Linked DNA regions of Homo sapiens: region 2 is linked to region 1. The links are chromatin loops, found by intact Hi-C in ENCODE. Cell type or tissue: CD14-positive monocyte. All regions are shown on one strand. Each heading gives the region's core, and the rest is flanking DNA. Links, peaks and the distances in the headings are about the cores only.

The links. Hi-C counts contacts between places; a loop is a spot of excess contacts. Peaks named below come from ENCODE experiments on the same cell type or tissue, not always from the same donor. Only the 100,000 strongest peaks of a DNase experiment are listed, where the experiment ranks them.
Region 2: a loop joins it to region 1, with 5 times the contacts of the local background. A loop is called at or near these places in 8 of 110 quality-filtered maps.

Annotation. Positions count from the first base shown.
Region 1 is chr9:114,953,781-114,962,342 of GRCh38, reverse strand. No RefSeq gene overlaps it. Among named protein-coding and RNA genes, the nearest start is that of TNFSF8, 27 kb to the right of the region's middle. In CD14-positive monocyte, for the core only: no CTCF peak of the experiment used is centred there; DNase peaks (open chromatin) are centred at 3,352, 3,652, 4,012 and 6,922; H3K4me3 peaks cover 5,440 bases; H3K27ac peaks cover 6,399 bases.
Region 2 is chr9:115,001,683-115,010,244 of GRCh38, reverse strand. No RefSeq gene overlaps it. Among named protein-coding and RNA genes, the nearest start is that of TNFSF8, 75 kb to the right of the region's middle. In CD14-positive monocyte, for the core only: no CTCF peak of the experiment used is centred there; DNase peaks (open chromatin) are centred at 1,474, 3,404 and 5,474; H3K27ac peaks cover 2,417 bases.

The DNA of each region.
Region 1 (8,562 bases), core at 158-8,157:
AAATAATATGCATTGTGACAGAACACATACAAAGAAAGAGAGGGACATAAGCAAAGCAGCATCTTTCAGGCCTCCCTCCCTCCCTCCCATACTCCCTACACATCTATACTTTCCATGCCAACAATACTGAACTGTTTGTTGTTCCACAAACTCAGCATGTCTTTTCTCCACCATCTCCCTCTGTATGCACTGTTCCTTCCTCCAACCTTCCCATCTAATTCAATGAGGGATGGGCACACTGAATCTTTCTTATTGGGGAATCATCTGAGCTCACAGCTTGTTATTTGGAACAGAATAGTTGCTCAGTAAATATGGCTGACTTTAAACTCAGCTTGGACATCCTCTGCAGGCCTCTCTTGCACCACAAACCCCTTCCATTCTCCCTCAATCTTTTTGTGAAAATAGCTACAGATTGTTAGAAGATTGTACCTTCTAAAATCGCAGCATTATGCTACTAATCTGGAAGGCATACACTTGGAGGCCAACATTCTGGGAGCTCAAGTTGGGAAGAAGACTAAAGTGTAAAGTTTCCATAAGTTGACTTTCATTTAATCCCCCAACCATTTTCTATAAAGTACCCCTTCTTCCAACTGTGCCTGGTGTCCACCAGTCCAGAGCTCTTCTGATTCACTGCCTTCTGAGAGTAAACCTCCAGCTACATGCCAGGGCAAAGGAGAAGACATCACCTGATGTAGTGGGTAGGGTGGACCTAGAAGTTCTCTTGCTCTTTATACAGATTCTCAGTCACTCCTCCTTTTAGGCCCAATTTTACCTCATTCAGAAGTTCCAGAATCCAGAACTTTTCTGGGGCTCTGGTGTGCAAATCCCCTCGCTCTCCAGCTTCTGCTGCTTACAGCTCAGAATTCCCAGGTCTACAGAAGCCAGTTGGAACAGTTGCCTATCTGCTTTCTTATTTTCAATATTCTTATCATCCCTTCTACCCTTCTTTTTGTCCTTGAGGGTTTATGCTGCACACTATGCCAAAAGTTTAGCTGCTAGCATTGTGTTGTTATTTAAGAAGGTGCAAGGATAAATGAATTTGTTTAATATATCATCTTTAACCAAAAGCTGCCTATTTTCAGACATTTAAAAATTGTTAAAAATGTCTTCCTTTGAGGGAGGGAAAATTGGCAGGTTGAAAAGATCTACCTCCTATTCTTGTTTTGACACACAGATTTCTGATGTTAGAGAACACCTTGATGTTCCCCTCACACTTTGATTCCCTTTCTTCTCCAGGCTGTAGACAAGCTCCCCTCCAGTACTTATTAAAATTATTGTATTTGTAACCAATGGAAAATATACCTGGAAAACATGTGAAAAGTGGGGTTGGAATGAGGATGGAAGGTGGTGGGTGCACTGGAAGAACACAGAGAGCTCAGTTACCTTCTCCTAGGTCAGTGGTTCTCAAGGCTCACTCCCTAGATAAGCAGCATCAGCATTACCTGGGAACTTATTGAAATGAAACTTCTCAAGCTCCACCCTAGACCTGCTGCGTCAGACACACTGGTGATGGGATCCAGAACTCTATTGTAACAAGGAGATTCTGATGCACACTCCTGTTTGAGAACAACTGCCTTAGAATCAACTGTGGCCATGGGCACAAGGACAACGAGGAAATCTGGCCACTGCGTTACAGGGGCCATTACATGAGAAGAAACAACTATAAACTGGAGAGCCAATGAGTTGATATGAATTACACTTCTATCCCCTAGTGATTAATGTTATTCCTGTGGAAGAAACAGCTAACTTCAGAGTGGTCTTTGTTAAAAAATGATTACTTTCCATTTCTATTTTAATCTTAGGGTTTTACTTGCTTTCTCTACATCCTGTATATGAGTGTCTGTGCTAAGAGAGTGAAACCAGATCTAGAATATCGTCACCATTTGGTACCCTTGGTGCTACTCATAATTACAGGCTTGACAACAGCTTTGCACTGCAGGTGTTGCTGATGGCCTTCCAAAGAGCTTTGGAAGTTAATGCTTTAGAGTTAATCTCAGGAGTTAATGCTTTAGGGTCTTTTAACCAAGAGGTAATCTACGATAAAGATAGTCAATCGCCCACCCTTGGTTTGATTTCTTCCAACCTTAGGAAATACAGAGGGGAATGCACCCCAAAGCAAAGTTTCAACATTGATACTTAAGCTACTGTGATTCAGAAAAGTTTTCAAAAAGTTTCAACAGAAATGTTGAAAAGTCAGTAATAGTACATAACCCATTTTTTTCCACAGAGACACGTTCTCTCAACCCCATCCAACTTTCCCAGAGTGCCTCTAAGACTCTAATAAACTAAAGATCCCGTACCTTGAAATGAAAATCATGGTTTCAATTTTAGGGTCTATCATGTGCCTAGCAACATACAAAGCTTTTATGTGTATTATTCACAATTTGCCTAAACTTTATGTTTCTGTGTTTTATCCTCCTTTTAAATACGAAGTGAGGACTCAGGTTAAACAGCTTGACCAAGGCCACACAACTAGTAAATCAGGATTAAACCCATATCTATCTGCCTGTAACATCCGTGCTCTTAACTACCCACCACACTGTCTTAGCATAGAATTGCCTCCTCTATGAAGACTTTCCACCACCCCAAATCCAAGTCAGTCACTTATTATTCTCTGCTGCTATTTGTTTACTTGTCTGTCTCTCCTGCAAGACTATGAGCTCTGGGAAAGCAAGGTTGGCTTGATTTCTTGCCTTGCTAGCACCTAGGAAAGGGCCAAACACAAAGGATATATTGAGTAGTTGTTTATTAAATCAAACAGTAATGAAAGGGGGGCAGATAAATGAATGGATGAATAGATGGGTTTCAAAGAGAAGTTACAGCAGCAAATACATAACTCTAGCACCCATAGATCAAGTATTAATTAGGGGAAAACCAAAAATATTTATCTGCAAACAATGGCACCTACATCCACTGTCTCTTACCTTTGCCATGTCTTTCATATCTCTGCCAATTTTGTATGTTTGCTACCTCCCCTTTTTTCCTTCCCTTCCTTTTCCCTCTCTCCCTTCCCTTTAAATACCTGTAATATAGAACTGAAATCATACGTGTAATATTTTCGTTTGTTGTAATTTATGATTCAGATATAAATAATGTTTCCTCATTCTTAATTTCAAAATCCAGTGCATGGAACATTTTTGTAATGTCTAAAAATAAGATCCAAAACACAAACACCCACAATTGTCTCTCCTGATTTAACAACATACAGTAAATTGATATTTTTTCTTTTTTCTTTGGTGAGTCAGTGACCGCCAAAAGAAAAAAAAAATTATCCAATCTTGTTCAATGATAGGAAGTAAGAAGATTTCAGCACCTACTAAGTGCCAGTTGTGTGTGTGTGTCTGTGTGTGTGTGTGTGTGTGTGTGTGTGTGTGTGTCGTCCATCTTCTTATTTGCATTTATAGGGAGACAACTAAGGCTCAGAGGTTATGTAACTGTCCCACTGTTACCCAGGAAGGAAGAGGAGAAAGTAGGATTCAAACTCAGGATCCATGATTAGTTCTCTCGCATGAAATTAAAGACATCATATGGTAGAACAAACAAAGAGAAAATTTGCCTAGTTGAAAACAAAAACCTAGGATTAAGGAACGCTTTTTCAAGGAGAGCACCAAGGTTACTAGAACACCGTTTTGTAATCATGGGTGTAGAGCTTGCATGCTGACATTTCCTATGATTCAGCTCTGCCGTCCTACTCGGCTCTTTACGAAATTAAACCACATTTTAGAAAAGGAAACAATATCAGACTGATAATAATTTCTGTTTAAAATCAGATAATTTAAAACAAAGGTGAAAACCAGTGGAATGACATAGATTTTTATCTCACCTGCTAGTCACAGAAATGTTGAGTGTGAAAAACTTTGAATTCCAAATTCCAAAAATAAAACTTTCTTTGCTGGCTCTGGAGGTTTCTCATATTGTTTCACAACCTACATGCCCACGCCCCCACTCTCATGGCATCTGCTTCCTCTTCCTCCCCCAGCCCATGCCATGAACCCGAAGGCATGCGACAGGGAGGGGGTCTAGGGCAGAGAAGAGCCCAGGAGCCCTTCCCTGCAAGGGCACTTCTGAAAATCCCCAAACACCACTTCACCAAAATTCTCTCAGGCTGCTCTGGGCTGAGCAAGAGTGGAAGAAACCAGGCAGGATGTCAGCCGTGCTTATGTTCTCAGAATTGCTACTTGGCCACAGTTTTCTCTGGCTTGAACCATAGCAGTGGGCAGAATGGAAAGTGTATGAAAAGAAAGTGCAACTGATGGTCTTGGAGAAGTCCTCAGAGTGAAAGCAGGAGGCGCCTGTGGGAGACTTCAGCCCTCGCTAAAGCCAAATGGGCCTAGCCAAGCTGCCTGGCCCAAGGTACCAGTTCCTACCCTCCTGTCCAGATTTTAGGGCATTCTTGGAGCATCAGTATTCTCCCCTCATACCTCATTAGCTTTCGATTGCATTTTGCACCTTCATTCTTAAGAAGTCATTTGCCTTGTTAAATGTGAGTATTCCCCAAGGCCAGTGCTAAGTCTCTGTTCTTCTGGCTGCATCTCAACAAAGTTGTAGAGTCAGAACACTATTGTGGTTGAACATGAGGCATGAGTTTAGCCAGATCTGACTTCCAGTGTGGGCCCTGCCAATTATCAGTTTTATGACCTTAAGCAAGTAATCATCTTTCTTCATGTCATTCTCTTCTTGAATTACTCTGCGAGAACAACTCTCTAACCTGTTTTCATTTCCCACCTCTAATATAGCCAACTGCCTGCTAAACATTTCCACTTGGACGTTCCTTTATTGCCTCAAGTATGACAAATGAAAACCATTATCTATTCTTCCCCATCCCCCCAAAATCTTTCATATTCTTTCTTTCTGCTAAGACAACCATCATGTTTTGTTCTATTTTGCTTTTGAGATGGGGTTTCACTCTGCTGTCCAGGCTGGAGTGCAGTGGTGTGATCACTGCTCACTGCAGCCTCCACCTCCCCAGGCTCAAGTGACTTTGCCACCTCAGCCTCCCAAGTAGCTGGGACTGCAGGCACCTGCCACCATGTCCTTAACCAGTATTTTTTGTAGAGATAGGATTTCACCATGTTGCCCAGGCTGGTCTCTAACTCCTGGGCTCAGGCAATCTGCCCACCTTGGCCTCCCAAAGAGCTGGGAGTACAGGTGTCAGCCACCATGCCTGGATGGAAGCGTTTTTGAGAATCACCTTTAACCTCCTATATTAAATCAGAACCAAAGTCCTATTGATTTTTCTTCTCTAAACTTTCTGCAGTCCCACTCTTCCTTTCTCAAAAGCTCTCGTCGGTTCATAGCATCTTATTTCCTACATGTGTACCCTTTTCAAACTAGCCTTCATACCACAACCAGAAAAGTTATTTCTGAAATTGCTTTGATCAAAATACCCTACCATCACCACCTCTCCCACCACTGAAAAAATACTAACAAGCTCCCAACCAGGAAAAAATTCACTCTCCTTGCCCTGAGTACTCAAGGCTCTTCATAAAACAGGATCAGTGTCTCCCAGCATCGTCTCCTTGGGCTCCCACCTGAGGCCTCTTCCTCAAACCATTTCACTCAATATGTAGTCCCTCATTTGTCAAATATGTGTAGAATACCCACTTGGAGCCAGGTGTGATGGATACAGTGGGTGAATAAACAGACACAGCCTCTTCCTAGCAGGAAAGCAGACAGGCTTTAGACCACTAAACACATACATAGGCTGGGTGTGGTTGCTCATGCCTGTAATCCCAGCATTCTGGGAGGCCAAGGCAGGCCAGATTACTTGAGGTTAGGAGTTCGAGACAGCCTGGCCAACATGGCAAAGTCCCGTTTCTACTAAAAATACAAAAATTATTCAGGTGTGGTGGTGGGTGCCTGTAGTCTCAGCTACTTGGGAGGTTAAGGCATGAGAACTGCTTGAACCTGGGAACTGGATGTTGCAGTGAGCCAAGATTGCACTACCGCACTCCAGCCAGGGTGACAGAGTGAGACTTCATTTCAAAAAAAAGAAAAAACACATACATAGAGACAAATTGTGAACTTTGGTTAAACACAACAGATAGGTCATAAGCAGTTATATCTTTTTCTTCTCCCAATAAAATGAACCAAAAATTATTTTAAGGTATAAATGAACAACAAATTTTAATCAAATTTTGAAAGACAGGGAATAGATACATGAGTAATAATCAACTTTGTTGAAAAGTTGAGAAAACTTCAACTTAACAAGCCTGGAGAGGAGAATGTTGAACATAATCATTCTCATGAACCCTACACATACCTGCAAAGTGTGGCTCTTAGAGACCTGATGCCCACAGAGGCAAGGAGCAAGATATGAGGCCGCACATTTGAATGCAGGAAGAGTTAAATTGGTAGATTCCCTCCCTTGGCCCCACAGAGCCTGATGGCAACCCCACAGACAGAAGATAGGAAAGCTAGCATCTGGAGAAATCTTTTGAAGAAATTCCAGACTCACGTACATCAGACACAGACTGGGACACAAGTGAGACATGAGATTGAAAATGATCACGCCAGGGTACATGATCATGCATTTCAGAACTCCAGGGATAAAGACATGTTCCTAAAACCTCTCAGACAAAGGGTTGAGGGCAAGGAGAGAAGAAGATCAAGATCATATACAAACAGGAATCAGAATGGCAATCAGTCATCTGCCAGAAATGCTAGAAGTCAGAAAATAACTGAAGAAAGCCTTCAAAATTCTGACAAAATATTTTATCTGGAATACATTACTTAGCTAAGCTATCAAAAGACATAAGAGGAACATATAGACATTTCCAGACATAGAAAGACTCGGAAAATTTACCTCCCTTTTACACCCTCTTTTTTAGGAGGTTACTTGAGAATATCCTCCAGCTAAACCAAGGAATGAAACAAGAAAGAGGAAGTGCGGAGGTCCAAAAAACAAGGGGTCTAAAACAGGAAAACAGTGGGGGGAAGTTCCAGGATGCCAGCAGGGTAGGACACAAAGAGAACCAGCAGTACAGATAGCAACGCAGGCAAGGGGGCTCTAGGACAGGGCTTTGGGAAAGTAAAGCATTACAAAAAAATAATATCTGGTCTATTTTATCATTTTGATTAGGAGTTGACAAACTGCAGTCCGTGGACCAAATCCTGCCTACCACCTGCTTTTGTAAATAAAGGTTTTTTGGAACATGGCCAGCTGCCCCCCTTCATTTACATATTGTCTGCAGCTCAGTTGCATATTGCCCATGACTTTAACAGCTGAGTTGAGTAGTTGCAACAGAGGCTGTCTGGACCAAAAAGTCTAAAAATATTTACTATATGATCTTTTATAGAAAGAGTTTGCCAACGCCTGATTTAAAAGGAAAAACTAATTAGTGATCTGATGGAATGGGTGAAAAAAAGATAAAAATAAATGTAGAACAAACAACACCAACTGGAGGTAAACAGGCAATTTTAGGAAGAATAAAGTTGGACAAGAAAATATATGATCCTAGTATACTACTTGGACTCTGCAAATAATTTTTGTATAATCATAAAAACATAAACAATGATTTGGATTTATCCAAAAATTGTGAAATGAATATTAAAGCAAGAGGAGAAATGAAGAGATGTATAGAAGATCTAAATTTTCCTTTTATAGCAGAAAATCAGTAGAAGTCTAATATTAATAAATCAATATATAACAATATAAGCATATTTGCTAGAAATACTGAGGCATGTATTAGAAGAGACAGCTAGCACAGTTCCAAGTGATTTCTCTGGAGAGCAGGACCAAGTGAGGTAGAGATTCATAGGCAGAGCACTGCTGTTTTCATTATAAACCTTCAGCATGTTTTTTAACTTGATAAAGTGGCAGTTAATTTCCAAAAATACTCAATCTCAAAAATTATAAAATATGATAGGTATTATGAAGCCCTAAAACGAGGTACCATGAGAGAGAATAATGGAGGTAGATAAACTATAAGCTTACTTTAGTCTGCAGGGAAGGTGGTTCTAAGAAGATGACATTTAAACTGAGAACTTGAAAGCTAGCCAGTCAGCCAGTTTAGGGGAATGGGCCTCCAGGTAGAAGGACCAGCATGTGCAAAGGCTTGGGTGTGAGAGCGAGCTCCGTTGGGACTTAAAGGATCTGAAGTCGTTACGATCAGCTGAAGGGGAGAGTGTGCCTGCAGAAGCCCTCAGGAGCAAACTTGCAAAGACAGCAGGAAAGAGACCATGAAGCATTTGTACCCTATCCAAAAAGCAACGCTGAGTCACTGGATGATGCCATAAACACAAGAATGTGTCGCAAGACTGAGACCAACATTTGGCATATGTTTCTTCCTTTTAAGATTTTTGCCTATAAACAGATTCCAGTCCATAACCTAACAAAAGAAGTTACCGTACTGTCAGAAAGTGGAGCCAGACTGTATGTGTTTCCTGTAGGATGACATGTCAAGCTTAGACATAAGCCAGCAAGGGGACCTCCCCAATGTCCTTGCTGGATTTGGAAGTGGCCATGTGCTACTCAGGGATTGCCTGCTCTCATCAACTATGTGACAGCTTCTTCTTCTCAAGTAAACTCCTACTTTGCTCCTTATACATACCCACTACTTT
Region 2 (8,562 bases), core at 217-8,216, 48 kb before region 1:
TTGGTGCCCAGTAAATTGTATCTCCCTTGACTCTCTACAGACATCCTTCACACAAAGTAAATGATCAATAACCATTTGACTGGCTGCTTAACAAGTGGAACTAATACAAATGCTCTCAGTTAATTTAGGAGGAAGAGCAGACAGATAGATCAAGTGCTTTATGGAGGAGTTTGAGGACAGAGGGAAGGAAGCAAATGTAAGACTTAAGTACATCCCTGCTAAGTATGAGATAGCACTCTGCAGCCAACACTTGTATTTGTCTTTCATTTATACCATGATTTCTACTTTGGTTATTTGCATTCCATAAGGCAAAGTCCTTGATCTTCCAGAGGTTCACATCTTTAACAGCTCTTCATAGTAAAGCTAAACAAGGAGATACAATAAAATGTATTCAAAGTCATTTATACTTAAGGGAACCACGTGGTAGATTCCTACGGCATCTGCCCCACCAAGCCCCCAAAGAATTTATTTCTGAAAATGAATGTATTTGATGCTGTAATCAGGAAATGAAATATGTGTCAACCAGCTTCTTTAGCTGCAGGGTAAGTAAGGACGAACTCATTGGCCACTTATTCCAATCATCACATTTATGTCTATGGCATAATTTGTTCTAGTTTCTTCCACTGGTCTCTGTTCTCTTTTTCTTCCCAATGATTGAACACTGCTTTCTCTTTAATCCATAAACCATTGCAAGTCCTTCTGCAAAAACGTACTATAGAAGAATATTAAAAACATGAAATTGCTTACAGATTACCACTTTTAAAAAGATATGTGACTTCTTTTCCTCAGATTCACCATCTTTAAATGCATGCTGATGCTAAAAATAATAACATCAAACACTTATCACAGTTTCTGGCATATGCCAGCACTTTTATAAGTGTTTCTCATGTAAAAACTCACTTAATCCTCACAAAAATCATATCAGGCAAGTAGTATTATAATCTCCATTATACAAAGAAGGAAACTGTGACACAGAGAGGTTAGTTAATTTTAAAACTACATCATTGAGGACGTGCACCACTTAATACAATTAGGATTAAAATGGAGCGCTTTCATTTAGAACCCCATTATCTTGGAGCTGTGAAGATGGCTATGAGCGTAATCAATACACTGTTAATGGTGCAAAAAGTCAGCCCACACAGTCTGGATGCCTACAGTAATGATAAGGAGTAAATCCCATTTTCCTTCTATCATGGAAATTCCACCATCAGAAACTGCAGAACCTGACCGCAGCAAGAAAAAAAGCTGAGAAGAGAGATCATTTCATGTTGCAATTCTGCTTGAAGGAGAAACAAACCTACAGGATGAAAGGACAAGCAACCTAATGTCTTCTCTGCCTACAAGCCAGGCACATCATTCTGCAGACTTCTCCTGAAGAATGGAGATTTTTTTTTTTCTGCAGCATGGGGGAATTGAGACAGGGATTATGAGGTCACTGTAAAGGGAAACCTGCAGCCTCAGCTCCTGACCACAGTCTGGAGAGTGACTCACACTGTATTCAGCCGAGTAGGTCTTGCTGAGCTGGCCTGATGGAGAAAAGGCTCTCTCACTAGCAGCTTGGAAACTAGTCCACAGAAGGCATACCCTGCTGTTCTCCAGTCTGGAGTCTCCCAAATCCCAGGGGCCACTGAAAGCTGCATACGAAGTGTCTACAGAAGCCATTTTTCTTTGCAGCAAGACTCAGAAGAGCCTATTTCCAGGTCCGAGAATCTCGCTGCCTTCAGAGTTTGGAAACAAACTGCAAGCAGATGGACATATATCTTCATTGAGGTGTGTAAGGAAGTGGTCACTTCTCCTATCCTTCCATGGCCACACTGAGGGAGCAAAACCCCATACAGAGAAGCGCTGTTACATAGGCCTAAACCGGGACCAGAAGATGCATCTTTTCCATTCCCAAGAGAGCTTCCTATCAGCCCAACATTGTCTGCAAATAACACTGAGCTGTCTGGTCGTCTCATGATTTGCTCCCCTCACCTCTTGACGTCTTCTACTCTAACATCTGATAATCAACCAAAGCTTTAGCACTCCTTTTACACCTGCTAACTGGACTGGCATTGGCATCTTATACCTCTTTTTTCTTTTCTTTTTTTTTTTTTTTTTTGAGATGGAGTTTCGCTCTGTCACCCAGGCTGGAGTGCAATGGTGCAATCTCGGCTCACTGCAACCTCTGCCTCCCAGGTTCAAGCAATTCTCCTGCCTCAGCCTCCGGCGTACCTGGGATTACAGGGGCCCGCCACCACATCTGGCTAATTTTTTTTGGATTTTTAGTAGAGACAGGGTTTCACCATGTTGGCCAGGCTAGTCTTGAACTCCTGACCTCAGGTGATCCACCCACCTTGGCCTCCCAAAGTGCTGGGATTACAAGAATGAGCCACCGCACCCGGTTCCTCTTTTTACATAATGACCCCAGCCCAAGTCTGGTGTGTGTCTTGTTTAAACCTATCCCAAGACCTAGATACATATGTGGGCTGGTAGATTTTAAGCATCACTAGCTAGGATGCTAGAAAAGGGTCACAGGAATGAAATTGCTTGGGATGGAGTAACCACAGGTAGGCACCTTCAAATAGGAGGTCAAGAAAGACCTCTCTGAAAAGGCAACATGATCCTAGACCTTCAATGTGGTCCGTGGCATAGTTCATGCACAAAGCCTGGCGAGGAAGCAGCTTGCTGAGTAAAACGGCTTCTGCTGACATTTTTGTGTTCATATCATCTCTGATTTCAGAGCTGATGCAGTGGTCAGGTTCTCCTGCAAGCATGTGCCTCTAAGGCTCTCCACTTCTCTGCCTTAGGGCTTTCTCAAGAGTATGGGAAGCCCACTCAGATCTGAGCCAGAAATATTTTCAAAGTGGAACGTCAGCTAGTGAGGGAGAAGACCAGTGGATAAATGTCCCAGGCTCCTACAGGACAATTCAGAAGGGGCCTCATGGGGATCCACGGTTGCCCAGAGCAGGAACTAATTAAGTATAGCACATATTGGCTTTTCCTCCCTCCCTGTCTTACCCTCACTCCTGGTCCCTCACCCCTATATCCTGGGGGCACCTCCCAAGCCCTTGTCTCAGGCTCTTCTTTAGGCCTAACGAGCTGAGGCAGAAGCTCACTGTGGTTACATAGTGAGAACCAGGAAATCCATAGGAGACCAAATCAGTTAGGTCTATGTGGGCCAAACAGTGAACAGCTTCAGGAAAAGCTTTACATTTCAGTCCTCTGTACCCAGGCAGTCAGGTGATGGAGCCTACCATGGGAAGCCAGCAGACAGGGTTGGGGAGTGCTGGAGGCGGCATAGGTTCTGGCCTCACCAGGGCTACATAGTCTTTAGACGTCAACTAAGATGACTAAGGCTCAGGGCAGGAATTGGGACTGGCAGGAAAGGGACACTGAGCCAGAAGGCTGCTCATAGAAACAGGGCCAACAGGGAAGCCACAAGATGCAGGTCTGACTCAACCATTATGCAAGCACCCAGAACTCATCTCTAGCACATTGGATATGGCATGAAAATAACCGCAACTTTCCTGAATGCTGTCTATTTACAGTCAGTCTGCTAAGCAGTTTTCATAATGAGCTCACTTAGACTTCAAAACTACCTTATAAGTTATTCTCCCCATTTATAGATGAGGAAAGTGAGGCCACTAAACACTAGAATGAAGGTTTAATCCAGAGTTACTGGATTCCAAATTCCATGCTCAAGACAACCAACTACCCTGCCAGGGTCTGATGGTGCTGCAGCCAAGGTTCAAGGTCAATGACTGACCCCCAAGATATAAGCTTGATGGCTGAAGGTGGGAGGGCCTGGGAAAGGTAGGAACTGACCCTCAGTGTCAAAGTGCACACACGACATGGGTCCACCGGCACCGCCTGAAAGGAGATATTTCCTGTGCCACAGACTAAGTCCTGACAGGACACATTACAGCTGTCTTCCCATTTATGAGGAATGTTTCTCAAATTTGTCTTCTACTTTCAAAGCTGTAAGGGAAAGGACCCCAGGTAGGGGCAAGCAGGATGCTTGGCTACATGTCATGTAAAAAAGAAACCACAGCCATCCTTATATTTGCACAGTATGCACCCATTTACAAAAACAATTCTAGCACCTGAACTCACAACCCTAGGGGTGGGCAGAGCAGGCTATATAATTCCCACTTCAGAGAGGAGCAACCTGAGGAGCAGAGATGTTGAAAGGCAGGACGGTGTGGTAGAAATACCAGTCACTGGACATGAAACCAGGAATGCCTGCTCTAGTCTAAGCTCTGCCCCAGACTCGCCTGGACTAACCATGGGCTTCCTATACCCGCTGGTGCTGACTTTATGTACTGGGTGTTGGAGAGGGAAGAGTCCAAAGATGGAAAGAGCACTCCTGAACAACTGCACAGAGCAGAGATCAAACACAACAGAAGCAATGAGCAAACAATACATTTTTATAGTGGTACGCCATTGAGCTTATGGAGCTGTTTGCTACAGCAGTAAGCCTGCCCTGACTAATATATTCCTTCTGCAGTCAAGCCTGCTTTCTCCTCTGACTTTAGTCCAGCAAATTCAGAATCTCCTTTGGAGATTATATCCAGTGCTTTCCAAGCTGGATTTCACTGATAGAATGTTCCTTGGTTCCCGGACCCTGATCCTTGTTCAGTCTCTTCTCTATTACTCTGAATATCAGTGAGAAGGCAAACCCATACATTACCTAGTTCTCCTCCCTGTCGGAGGAGAGCCACTTCCATCAGATAATCTAAAAGACTGATCACAGGGCACCAGACCCAGTCCCAGGAGACCCGGGGCTGACTCAGCTTCTAATGCAATTTGTCTCCTTATCCATGTGCCATCCACTCCATCTCTAAAATGAAGAGGTTGGCCTCACTTATACCAAAGCATCCTGCTAACATTTTAGGATTCTAACACGTAGATTCAAAGCACAAGAGAGAAGGATGTGAGTTAATTAGTCAAAGCTGTGGGATAATTAATGAAGGTAATTTCCCCAGACTCTGAGGGGAAAAAAATTATATCGAAGGGGAGAGAATTGTTCAAGCTGATGTCATGTTTATGAAGGCAAAAGATCAGAATGTTTCCACAGCACACGTCCGATGGTTTGAGAGGGAGCAAATGAGAATGGAGAGGCCATAGGTGCTGGATTTGGGCAGGTCTGGGTTCATTTCTCACCCTTACTCCTTACTGGCCGTGTCTTACTCTGTCACCTAGGCTGGAGTGCAGTGGCATGATCTTGGCTCACTGCAACCTCTGCCTCCTGGGTTCAAGTGATTCTCCTGGCTCAGCCTCCTGAGTAGCTGGAACTACAGGCGCACACCACCATGCCCGCTTAATTTTTTTTTTTTTTTTTTTTGGTATTTTTAGTAGAGACAAGGTTTCAACATGTTGGCCAGGCTTGTCTCGACCTCCTGACCTCGAGTGATCTGTCTGCCTCAGCTTCCCAAATGTTTCACCTTTCTAAGCCTCAGTTTCATCACTTGTAAAGTGGTACATCTCAGAAACTTGTGGTCATTAAATGCAATCCTGTGAGTAATGCACATGGTAAGTTGCAGAAGGGAATTCCCTTTACTCTCATCATGCCAGGGTGAGGATGAATCTATTTTGTGAAACAGAGGGAGGGATGCAGGCATCTCATTTTTGCTTGTGTTTATTCATTTACTTCAAAATCATATGTCAGACACTGGTAATACAGAGATGAATAAAACATGGCCCCTGATCTCAAGGAACTCAGTGTCTAGGTGGACAGACAGGGGCACACACAAATTATTGAGCTCCTAGTGTGATAACTACCTCATACGAGTATGAGAAAGCCAGGCTTTCCCATTCCAGAAGCATACCAAAGGTAGACACATACAGATGTTCATAGAAACATATACAGAGATGTCCACAAGAATTCCAGCTATAAATTATAAGCAATTGAAAAAAATCAAATGTCCATCAAAAGGAGAGCAAATAAAATGTAGCAGATGAATAACTAGAATCATTAACATGTAGTCTTTAAAGCTAAGATTAAGTGAAAATGCAGTGATCAAATTATATACAGTTGGATACCATTTAATTAAATTTGAAACACACAAAATGTTTTGTATTTTTCATAGATGCATGCATTAGTGTGATTTGTGTGCAAAAAGCTATATATTTTTAATGGACTAGAATCCACATCAAATTATGAACCTGGTTGTTTCTGGGAAAGGTAGAAGGAAAATGAGTCCAGGGATCATAGTCAAAGGAAACAGTATTTTCATCTGCAATGTTTTCCTGATGTTTTTAAACATCAGAAGAAAATACGATAAGGCTAGAAGGAAATATGATAAGATCCTAACATTTGTTAATTTGGATAGTGGCAATATGTGTGATTGATCGTATTATGAATGCTCTTCTGTATTTTTTATAAGTTTCTCAAAATAAAAGTTAGAAAGTATAGCAGTGGGTCATACAAAGAAGTGAAAGTGTCCTTCACCTGTTAGCCTAAGTTGACCTTAAGGAAACCTCAGAAGGCCCTGGCTAGAGAACAGGATCGAGGCAGGTTAGCCAGTGGTGATGAAGGCTCTTGGGGACTGTCAGTTCACCGCAATGACACTGTACAGGAGACAGCACAGTTTGAAGTTACACAGACCTGATTTTCAAACTTCTGTATTTACCACTTACCACTGCGACAAGTTCACAAGTGTACCCACACTTCAACTCTGATATATATTGCTTTGTCTAATGAATCTAAGTCTTCATTTCAGTTAGCAGATAAAGTGTAGACTTTAAATTCTATACGGTTTGGCCAGGTGCGATGGCTCACGCCTATAATCCCAGCACTTTGGGAGTCCAAGTCGGAAGGATTGCTCAAGCCCAGGAGTTTGAGAGCAGCCTGGGCAAGACCTCCTCTCTACTGAAAATAAAAAAATATAAAATAACTGGACTTGGTGGCATGCATCTGTAGTCCCAGCTACTTGGGAGGCTGAGGCAGGAGGATCACTTGAGCCCAACAGATCAAGGCTTGTAGTGAGCTGCGATAACGCATTGCACTCCAGCCTGGGTGAAAGAGTGAGATCCTGTCTCAAAAATAAAAATTTTGTGACAAAAATAAAAAAATGAATTCTGTGTAGTTTATTCTTAGTTTGAGCCAATAATTTTAAATAGTCCCTTTAGGAACTTTTTAGTCTCTCTAGAAAAAAAAAAAAAAAAGTCCAATCTTTATGGTTTTTCTTCCGGCCGTCACCAGCTCCTCTCCTTGGTGCCTTCTGTGTGTTGGAGCCCTGAGTCACAGAGCCTGTTGAATGCTGGTGTCAGAAGGAACACTGTTGACCTATTTGCATCTGCCCTGCTAGTGTTTGCGTGTTTGCAACCGAAGTCTTTGGCAGATGAAACTTGGAGTCTGCTGTCTCTTTTTGGGCAAAGTCCAGGTGCTCCCTGGCTAACTCAGCCACACTACTTCCAGACCTTTCTGGGGACTTTCCATGGATCCATTCAGCCTCAGGTCAGATGGTTTGTTGTCTGTGCAGCCTTCACTACAGAGCCACTTTGGCCCTGCTATGGTGAGACCCTCTAATGAGCATCATACTCCCTAGAAGCTCTCAGCTGCTTCTAGGTCTTGTCCATGGCACACAGGAACCAAGAACAGTTTGAGAAAGCTAAACTGCTGAGACTTTCTTGGATTGGCAGACACTACACCGCCATGTTCTCTGGGGGAGCTGCCTGATATTACTGCAGCGTCCTGTGAAGTGGCTTTTCCTGGCAGCTCCCCAAGCAGAGTAGAAGCAAGAACCACCCTCTGTTCTGGATACCTGCTTCATTTATCTTAAGCACTTCTCTTTTGTTGTTCAAGTGCCCAGGCAGTTACAAACTAGAATACGGGACGGTTCCATCCTCTCTCTTTCCTCCTGCTCTGCCTTCTCCTTTCCATAAAATCCTAGGCTGCTGTGATGGCTAATTTTATGTGTCAACGTAACTAGGCCACAGTACCCAGATATTTGGTCAAACATGTCTGGATGTTGCCGTGAAGCTATTTTATAGATAAGATTGACATTAAATCAGTAGATTTTTGAGTAAAGCAGATGACCCTACATAATGTGGGTGATCCAATCAGTTGAAGGCCTTAAGAAAAAGATTGCCTTCTCTTGAGGAAGTAGGAATTCTGCCAGCAAATGGCCTCCAGACTGGAGGTACACCATCAACTCTTCTCTGGGTCTCTAGTGGGCTGGCCCACCTTGCAGATTTGGGATTTGCCAGCCTTCATAATCATGCAAGCCAGTTATTAAACAGCTCCTCCACCCAAATCTCCCTCTCTTTCTCTCTCTCTCCCTCTCTCTCTGAATATTCTCTGAATATTCAATGCATTCTGTTTCATTCATATATATATCTCCCATTGGTTCTGTTTCTCTAGAGAACCCTGACTAATACCACTTGAGCCAACCTCATGCTGAGCCTTAATGGTATACAGAGGTAAATGTTGAGGAGTCTTCTGTGCTTAGTATTTGATATGACAAATGAGAGATACATGAATTCAGCAAATTATTTTCTTCTCTATAAGAACCAGTTTGCAAGGATATGGTTTTACTAAGGAGGTCAAGTACCTGTTCTCTGGAATAATGAATTTGA